Linked DNA regions of Homo sapiens: region 1 is linked to region 2. Evidence: chromatin contacts called from ENCODE POLR2A ChIA-PET data. All regions are on one chromosome and are shown on one strand. The core of a region is the stretch at or near the end of the contact, and the rest is flanking DNA. Distances in the headings are between cores, read along the strand shown.

Region 1 (4,656 bases), core at 1,167-3,666, 390 kb after region 2:
GTGTAGCCGCGATTGCGCTACTGCACTCCAGCCTGGTTGACAGAGTGAGACCTTGTCTCAATAAATAAATAAATAAATTAATTAATTAATTAATTAATTAATTCCTGTGGAATTTAGAAGGGGGTGGTGGTGGGCTGTGAGATACAAAACCAGAGAGGTTGACAGGAGCCCTGATCAAGTCCCAACTCCTTTGATCTTGCAGAGCAAAGGCAGCCTTTGGAGGCATTAAAAGGGGACTACTGTGGCAATAGTCTGGAAAATGGATTGGAAGGGAAATAGATAGAAGAGGTTACAGTTACCCAAGTAAGAGATAATGGTGACTAGTGGGGATGGAGAGATGTTGGAGAAGATATAGTTGTTGGATATTAGAAGAGAGGCAGAGTTTGAGGCTGATACTTAAGGGCCTCTCATTTTTGTCTCCCCCACAAGTCGGTCTTATTCACCTTAGCAGCCACAGCAATTAGAAAAATTCCTGGTACCTACAGAGTGCTTGACAAATATTTCCTAAATTCCATTTCTTCAGAATGACTGCATTTTAAAAATTAAAATGCAAGATAATGTAACTAGACACAATTTGAAAATGAGATTGTCCTGGGAAAACCTGGGTGGCTGTGGTAGCTGTACTTAGGGAGAAATTTCCAGGAGAGATGCAGGTCTGCTATTCTCCTGGCCCTCTTGCTTGGTACTGCAGTGGAAATTGCATTTAATCATCCTCCATTTTTCTCAGAGAGTAAGAAAATCCACTTGATTGGTGCGAATAGCTGTAAATTAGCATAAAAAATCTTCTAAAGTAATTCTAAGGAATCTTATCTTTTGCCTGAGATTCTGCCAGCAGAGACCTAGGTGGGTTTCATGGGTCCTTGTCATTATTGTGAGTGAAGCTTTTACAGTGGATTAAGACATGGATTAGAGGGGGTCAGTGCAGTCTAGTGGAATGAATGTCAGCCAGGGATAACTGGTTTCAGAACCCAGATCAACCACTTACTCTGAAATGAATAGGTTATTTAGGCTTTTTCAGTCTAATCTATTCTGCAGAGACAATGATCCCTACCTTGTACCCGGGTAAGACTTCCTACGCTTATTATGGACCTCAGGCACGCATAGGGTCCTTTCTCCAGCAGTAGACATTTGCAAGGTCAGCTGTACATTTATCTTCAGTGTAGCTGGAGAAGATTTAGTGCCCTCCTTGTGGAGCCATTAATTCTTCAAGTAGGGTTCAGCCAGAAGGACCCACTCCTGAACACAGAGCACTTAAAAGGCCAGAGCTGAGGGTGAGAGCCAGTTCCTCCTTTTTTTTTTGAGATGGAGTCTCACTTTGTTGCGCAGGCTGGAGTGCAGTGGCACGATCTCAGCTCACTGCAAACTCTGCCTCACTGCAAACTCTGCCTCCCAAGTTCAAACAATTCTCCTGCCTCAGCCTCCCAAGTAGCTGGGACTACAGGCACGCACCACCAAGCCCGCCTAATTTTTGTGTTTCTAGTAGAGATGGGGTTTCACCATGTTGGCCAGGCTGGTCTCAAACTCCTGACCTCAAGTGATCTGCCTTCCTCGGCCTCGCCAGAGAGCCAGTTTCTGATCTAGAAAATGTTTCACTGTGGCTGGGTCCATGGGGAAGTTGCTATTGTTTCCCGATAATAACACAGGCAACTAGCCAGGTGTGGTGGCTCATGTCTGTAATCCCAGCATTCTGGGAGGCCGAGGTGGGTGGATCACCTGAGGCTGGGAGTTCGAGACTAGCCTGACCAACATGGAGAAACTCCGTCTCTACTAAAAATACAAAATTAGCTGGGCAAGGTGGTGCATGCCTGTAATCCCAGCTACTCAGGAGGCCGAGGCAGGAGAATTGCTTGAACCTGGGAGGCGGAGTTTGTAGTGAGCCAAGATTGTGCCATTGCACTCCAGCCTGGGCATGAGACTTCGTCTCAAAATAATAATTAATAATAATAATAATAATAACACGGGTAACCATGAATATAGCACTTCTTATGTGCCAGGTGTTGTTCTAAGCACCTCGTGTATATTTTATTCTAGAGAAGTGGACTTCTGGTAGGCTGCCCTAACTCCCACCCTGGCAGGGAGTGGTGAGTCCCTAGAGAGGGCCAATCCACCTTGAGCTTACTGCATTTTCTCATATCCATTCTTGTTCATGGTCTCCAACACAGTGATCCTTGGGGAAACTGAGGAAGCTCAACAACAATTTGCAAAATGGAGGCAAGAATAATGGCTATTTCCTCTGCATAGAAGCAGAGCAGCATGGTTTGGAATTAAGCACATCTGGTTGGAACTCGGAGAGTCACATCCTGAATGGGAAAGTTACTGGCTTCTCTCCACACCCAAGACTTCCTGGTAAAGTGAGATCATCGTATTTGACTTCCAAGGTCTAAGTCAGAAGACAGCTGCTAGCCCCACAGAGGACAGCTGCTGGCACAGCGTTTGGTGTATAATAGGCACCTCAACAGACATTGTTCCCCTCCCCAGTGAATTGCCCTGCTTTCTGTCCTCTCTCCTTGCATCTGCCTCCTTAATGTTTTCACCCTTTAAGACCTAGCTGAAGTTTAAGAACTTTCCAGGTCCCCTCCACCATGTTTTCACTCTTCAAGACCTAGCTGAAGTTTAAGAACTTTCCAGGCCCCCTCCACCACTTCCCACTGGAACATCATCCCCTGCCCTGGCATGGATGTGGATGGCACTCAATACTTCTTGTGTTCTTTGCTAAACCGTCAAGGCCTTGAAGGCTGGGACACCATCTTTTAATGGCTCAACAAATATCTGGAACATCAAAGGTGAGCACAGATGTGAAAATTACCTGCTTTGTAATTTGGAATATTATGTTTAAAAAAAAAGGTTTAAAAAAAAATCTTTTGTTTTTAATTCTTGGGGAGTAGTACTGTTTCTAAAAGAGAAATTTTGTTGTTTTTGTAATTTTTAAATTTTGATGTAACTTCAAACACAGAAAAGTTACTGTAGTACAAGCAGTTCCTATAAGCCTTTTACCAAGATTCACCAGTTGTCTACATTTTACCCCATTCATTTTGTCATCCTCTCTCTGAACATGTTTATACAGATGCATCTTTTTCTGAACTGTTTGTAACTGGGAGAAATGGTGCTCCTTTACCCCTAAACGTTCAGTGTGTATTTCCTGATAAAGGTGCTCTCTTACTATTTTTTTTTTTTTTTTTTTTTGAGATGGAGTCTTGCTGTTGTCACCTGAGCTGGAGTGTAATGGTGCGATCTCGGCTCACTGCAACCTCCGCCTTCCAGGTTCCAGCAATTCTCCCACCTCAGCCCCTCAGCCTCCCGAGTAGCTGAGATTACAGGTACCCTCCACCACGCCCAGCTAAATTTTGTATTTTTAGTAGAGACAGGGTTTCACCATGTTGGCCAGGCTGGTCTCCAACTCCTGACTTCAGATGATCCATCTGCCTCAGCCTCCCAAAGTGCTGAGATTACAGGCATGAGCCACCGCACCTGGCCGTTTGTTTTTTTTAAGAAGGTAGAAGAATCGAGGCTGAGGTTCCCAGATTTCCCTGTGAAAGCTTCAGCAAAGGCCCCAGGTGCATGGGTGACGCAATATCTGAAAAGATGGAGCCGAGGGTGGGTACAGAGAAGGTTGTGCCTCAGGAGCCCAAAAAGAAGGGCAGGGTGAAAAAAGGCAGCACACCTGAAGCTCCTTGTGGGGAATGTGAAAAAACACCGTCCCGAGCACCTTGGCAGGAGCTGCCCAGCAAGATGTCTGCAGGCTCCTGATCCCCATGGACCAGTCCAGCTCCAGAAGGATGTTTCCAGCTAACAGGGCTGAGATCCCAAAGGGCTTGGAAAGAAAGTGTTTCTTTCCAGAAACCAAGTCAACCAAAGACATGGCCTCTGGCCTCCGGAGGTGTCAGAGGTCAGCTTGTGGTCCCTGAGAAAAGATAATCACACCAATTGGTCCTTCTGCCCAATAAATAAGAAACATATAAGGCCTTTGGCCTCCTAGGAAAGTACTTGACAGTGCACATTATGAAGGAGTGAAATAGGATCTGCAAGAACTCTCAAAACACTGAATGGATAAACAAATGTGGTATATACACACAATTGAATAGTATTCACTAAAAGGAAGGAAAATTTAAAAGAAAGGAAATTCTGATGCATGCTACAACATGGATGAAACTTGATGACATGATGCTAAGTGAAATAAGCCCAATGCAAAAGGAGAAATACAGTATGATACCGCTTATATGGGGTACCTAGAGCAGTCAAATTCATGGAAACAGCAAGTAGAATGGTGACTGCCAGGGGCTTGAGGAAGGAGAGAATGCAGAGTTAGTGTTTAATGGGTACAGAGTTTCCGTTTTGCAAGACAAAAAGAGTTCTGGTGAGGGATGATGGTGATGGTTGCACAACAGTGTGAATGTACTTGCTGCCACTGAATTGTACACTTCAAAATGGTTAAGATGGTAAATTTTGGCTTGTGCCTGTAATCCCAGCACTTTGAGAGGCTGAGGCAGGCAGATCATGAGGTCAGGAGATCGAGACCATCCTGGCTAACATGGTGAAACCCCATCTCTACTATAAATACAAAAAATTAGCCAGACGTGGTGGCACATGCCTGTAGTCCCAGCTACTCGGGAGGCTGAGGCAGGAGAATCCCTTGAACCCAGGAGGTGGAGGTTGCAG
Region 2 (4,589 bases), core at 1,836-4,335:
TAGCAGCATTTTCTCAGTCTGCCTTCCTGCTACCCTTTGCTAGGCCAGCAGGATTCCCACAAGGGAATACTGAAGTCTGATGAATAGGAGCACATGTGTGCATGAGTGTACACACACACACACACAAACACACACACACACAGAATTGAGAACTTATGGTATATTCTCCCCTCAAGAAGGGAAGAGCATTCTGGCTGGAAGATAGTGTCTTAGGATAGCCTCAATTTACCTCTGCTATCTCCAATGTGAAGGTATTATATTCCCACAATGCGAATCTTCCTCATACTTCCTGAGAAACCTCACACAAGAAATGGGAGAGCCTATATCCTTGAAGAATTACCTACTGACATTTGGAGTAGAGAAATAAGGGCCTGCCTGAGCACATGTGTAAGTTCTTCCCTAATACATGAAATATTAGGAAAATCCCACAGGGCTTCGAGACTGCCACAACCAGATATTTTACTCTTGCTCACTCAGGAAGGTAAAGAGAAAAGCAAAAACAAACAAAACAACACACACACACAATCAAATAGAAAATAAGTGCAGATAGTTCACAAAGCAAAGCATCGGGTGTGCTATCAGGCTCCAAGGCAGCTTTCTCTACAGCTTGGACTTAGACATGTTATAACAGCCATTTTATTATGTCACAGAAAGAAATAACTGAAGTAGGTCATAACATTTCAAATTATTTTTCCAGTAGGAATATTATGCCCTGATGACATAGTCTAGTTTCACTTCTTCCATAAGTCACCAGAGACTTTCCTTAAAATGGTCCCTTGTCTCCAGCCTCTTGCACTTCATGCCATCCTCATGTTGCCTTATGTATTAGTCTGTTCTCGCATTGCTATAAAGAAATACCTGAGACTGGTCAGGTGCAGTGGCTCACACCTGTAATCACAGCACTTTGGAAGGCTGAGGTGGGTGGATCACTTGAGGTCAGGAATTTGAGACCAGCCGGGGCAACATGGTGAAACCTCGTCTCTACTAAAAATACAAAAATTAGCCTGGCGTGGTGGCATGTGCCTGTAATCCCAGCTACTCAGGAGGCTGAGGCAGGATAATCATTTGAACCTGGGAGGTGGAGGTTGAGGTGAGCCGAGATCACACTGCTGTGCTCTGAGATCACACCACTGTGCTCCAGCCTGGGCGACAGAGCGTGACTCCGTCTGAAAAAAAAAAAAAATACCTCAGACTGGGTAATTTATAAAGAAAAGAAGTTTAATTGGGTCACAGTTCAGCAGGCTATACAGGAATCATAGCAGCTTCTGCTCCTGGAGAAGCCTCAGGAAACTTCTAATCATGGTGGAAGGCAAAGGGGGAGCGAGACATCTTACATGGCAGGAGCAGGAGGAAGAAGCGGGGAGGTGCCAAACCCTTTAAACAATCCTCGTGAGAACTCACTCATTATCGTGAGAGCAGCACGAGGAGGATGGTGCTAAACCATTCATGAGAAACTGCCTCCGTGATCCAGTTACCTCCCACCAGGCCTCACCTCCAACACTGAGGATTACAATTCAACATGAGATTGGGTGGGGATGCAGATCCAAACCATATCACCTAATATTAACCAGTAAAGATTAATATCATTCCCCTAGTCAAAACTTTGAGATTTCCTTACTATCAAGAGAATTGACCCTTAATTCTGTGTGTTATTTGAGGCTTCTTACCAATCAGTTTCCCTACTTATCTATGTCCTTATTCTAACTCCTCCTACTCACACTTTAGTCCTGGATTCAAAACCCACCTCCTCCACTTCTATCCACACTGACCTCTGTCCCCTATTCCTATAGCATACTCACGGTACATCTCATTTTGGCAGCTTATTTATCAAGTGATTACTATGTATGCTCAAGTGAACTAGATGTTTTGTGAACACTAAGAGAATGAGATAAGGTCCCTGACCTGAAGGAGGGAACGTTGCTGTTCTGTCATGCTATGTTTCCTGAGAGCAAGCCATGTATCCACAGGAAAATGGAAGTCTACAGGTTCCTCCAGGATGTCTCTGTGCTATGTACATGCTGGAATTTCAGAAAGACTTGCTAAATTGAATTAAATTCTCTCTCTCTCTCCAATTGATATAGTTGAAGTGCAATAACTAATATGCACTTAAACTGTCCAAAGTAACAGAACTAGTCCACTACCGCTAGGCCATGAGCAAGTCTTCCAGGGGTAAGAAAGGAAAACCCACCCTGGTGTGCAGCCCGATCAGCAACAAGGAAAAAGTTGCTCAGTGCAAGTCTACTCTCCTGTTTGGAGCCTTGTGGTTATGCTGGGTTATACTTGGTTGTGCAGGTGTAAACTGCTGAAGTGGGAAATTAAGTGTGGTGACCAAAAGTGTGATGCTCAAAGGAGTGAGGAAAGGCAAAATGAGCAGAGTGGGGAAGAGGAGCAGCAGAAACCTCCCAGAGCAGATGAGCAGCAGGGCCATCAAAGAAGGACTGGTTTCCTTCTCACATAACCAAGGCCAGTCCCTGGGAACCACAGTTCAGACTTCACATATTTGTAGCAGTAAAGGCTTGATGTTGGCAAGTTTATTTCCCAGACACCTGTTCCCGCAGGTAACAGCAGCCAGAGCAGCTGCCGTGAGTGACTCTGAGGTCGTCTCTCTCAAAGGTCCCGAGCTGGAAGGATTTGGAGAAGCGCAAACCCCAAACCCAGGTTCTTCTCCATGGGGCCCCGGGATACGTTGGAAAATCTAACCAAAGCAGGAAAAACTGGCGGGCCTGGAGAACGGGGCAGAGATGGAACAGAAGTCCCCGTTGACTTCAGGCATCCCCTGTCTTTCCCATCCTGAGCCAGGAGAAAAGTCCGCTTCCTGCAGACGACCTCAGACCAAGCAAGGTGCCCGCCGAGTCTCTCCTTGCAGGTCCGGCCCACGATTTCCACTCATCTCTTTCCCCCGGGCGCGGGGCGGCGGCAGGCGGGGTCACCAGATCCCCCTAGCCCGGGCCCCTCCAGGCGCCAGGGACGCTGACGCTCGCGCTCTTCCTCTCTCGCCTCCCCTCCCCACCTCTCCGCTCCTTCGTCCAGTCCCTCCCCCAGCCTCGGCGCAGGGGGGCCGGGCTTGGCTCCGCGAGGCCCGTGCATTCCAGAGAGCCCAGCGAGCTAGAGCAACAAAGGAGCCGGGTCGCCGGCGGGGAGAGTTCGGGGGGCTGCGGCGCGCTGGGGCGAAGGTGGCTGCTGGGCCGCGGGCTGGCGCGGGGGCGGAGCCGGAGCTGCACTCGCACCCCCGGCCCGCGTCTGGCCTCCCTCGCGGGGCGGGGAGGTGGCTTTAATGGTGGGAGAGGGAATGGGGCTGGGGATTGGGGGCCCAGGGGTCTCCTAGGGCTGAAGACAACTTGGATTGCGAGGCTAGGGCTTGGGGAGTCGTGCATCCCGTTCCGGGCCTCCGCAGCCCAACATGGGCCCCGGGTTCCAAAGTTTGCGAAGTTGGGCGCCGAGGGGCCGGGGCGCGCGGAGCGTCCGGGGGGGCCCGGGCCCGGATTCTCTGGGCGCACAGGTCGCCTGAGCCGCCTCCGCGGCCGCCGAGGTCGTGCGTGTGGCCGGGGGGCTCCGAGGAGCAGGCGGGGGCGCCGGGGCTTTTGCTGAGTTGGCGGGGTTGGCCATGGCCGCTGCCCGCCCAGCGCGGGGGCCGGAGCTCCCGCTCCTGGGGCTGCTGCTGCTGCTGCTGCTGGGGGACCCGGGCCGGGGGGCGGCCTCGAGCGGGAACGCGACCGGGCCTGGGCCTCGGAGCGCGGGCGGGAGCGCGAGGAGGAGCGCGGCGGTGACTGGCCCTCCGCCGCCGCTGAGCCACTGCGGCCGGGCTGCCCCCTGCGAGCCGCTGCGCTACAACGTGTGCCTGGGCTCGGTGCTGCCCTACGGGGCCACCTCCACACTGCTGGCCGGAGACTCGGACTCCCAGGAGGAAGCGCACGGCAAGCTCGTGCTCTGGTCGGGTAAGTGCGGCGGAGCCGGGTCTGGGGGGCGGGAGGTGCCGCGGTAAGATGGGGGCACCCTTGGAAAGAACAGGCTCAGGCCTGAGTTTTGGAGAGGGCGGGGACAGCACCCGGGAGAGTTGGAGGGACAGATCCCGAAACTTTGGGGGCAGGTTACGTGCAGGATGGGACCCTCGGTCATGGGAAAAGGAGGGCAAGGAAGTTGACGAAGCGGGTCACAAAGGGCCTGAGCTGGTGGGTGAGCAAAGGATGGCGGGGATGAGGGGCCCGTGAGGAGGTGGCTCTAAGCCACGGGAAAAGACATTTTGTAAGAAGAGGAGATGCTCCACCTATTCTGGAAGCAGGGTGCCGGGGGATTCAAGGAGGTGTTGAAGACCCTGGGGAAATTGGAGTTGGAGAGGAAAAGGGGAGGGATGACGGAGGAAGAGGTTTAGACATTTGGAGGGAAGGGTAGGGGGACATGATCGAGTGAAGTTTTGAAGGAAAAGAAACCTCCCTAGTGATGAATTATTAAAAGGTAACCAGAAAGTTCTGGAAATCTTGATTTGGGAGACAGGAATGAAGCCTAGAGAACTGTGATCTTGTCTGGCTTTCACGGGAGATTTCATTCAGTTTGTGCATCTGAAAAACCGGCCCTCTGACGCATGCAGGAGG

The links. ChIA-PET counts read pairs that join two places held with the same protein, here RNA polymerase II (POLR2A).
Region 1: POLR2A ChIA-PET joins it to region 2 with 10 read pairs in activated CD4-positive, alpha-beta T cell. The contact joins the enhancer-like site here to the promoter of SMO in region 2. POLR2A ChIA-PET finds 5 or more read pairs at or near these places in 2 of 52 experiments (HEK293 and activated CD4-positive, alpha-beta T cell).

Annotation. Positions count from the first base shown.
Region 1 is chr7:129,572,320-129,576,975 of GRCh38, forward strand. No RefSeq gene overlaps it. Among named protein-coding and RNA genes, the nearest start is that of NRF1, 37 kb to the right of the region's middle. Within about 2 kb of position 2,417, at least 2 of the 41 ENCODE cell types and tissues checked have a DNase peak (open chromatin) inside an H3K27ac peak, as active enhancers do.
Region 2 is chr7:129,185,548-129,190,136 of GRCh38, forward strand. It overlaps SMO (smoothened, frizzled class receptor), which reads left to right and starts at 3,086. Exons shown (of 12, transcript NM_005631.5): 1 at 3,086-3,935. The coding sequence starts at 3,605. RefSeq lists an enhancer at 2,304-2,393 and silencers at 3,023-3,292, 3,523-3,782.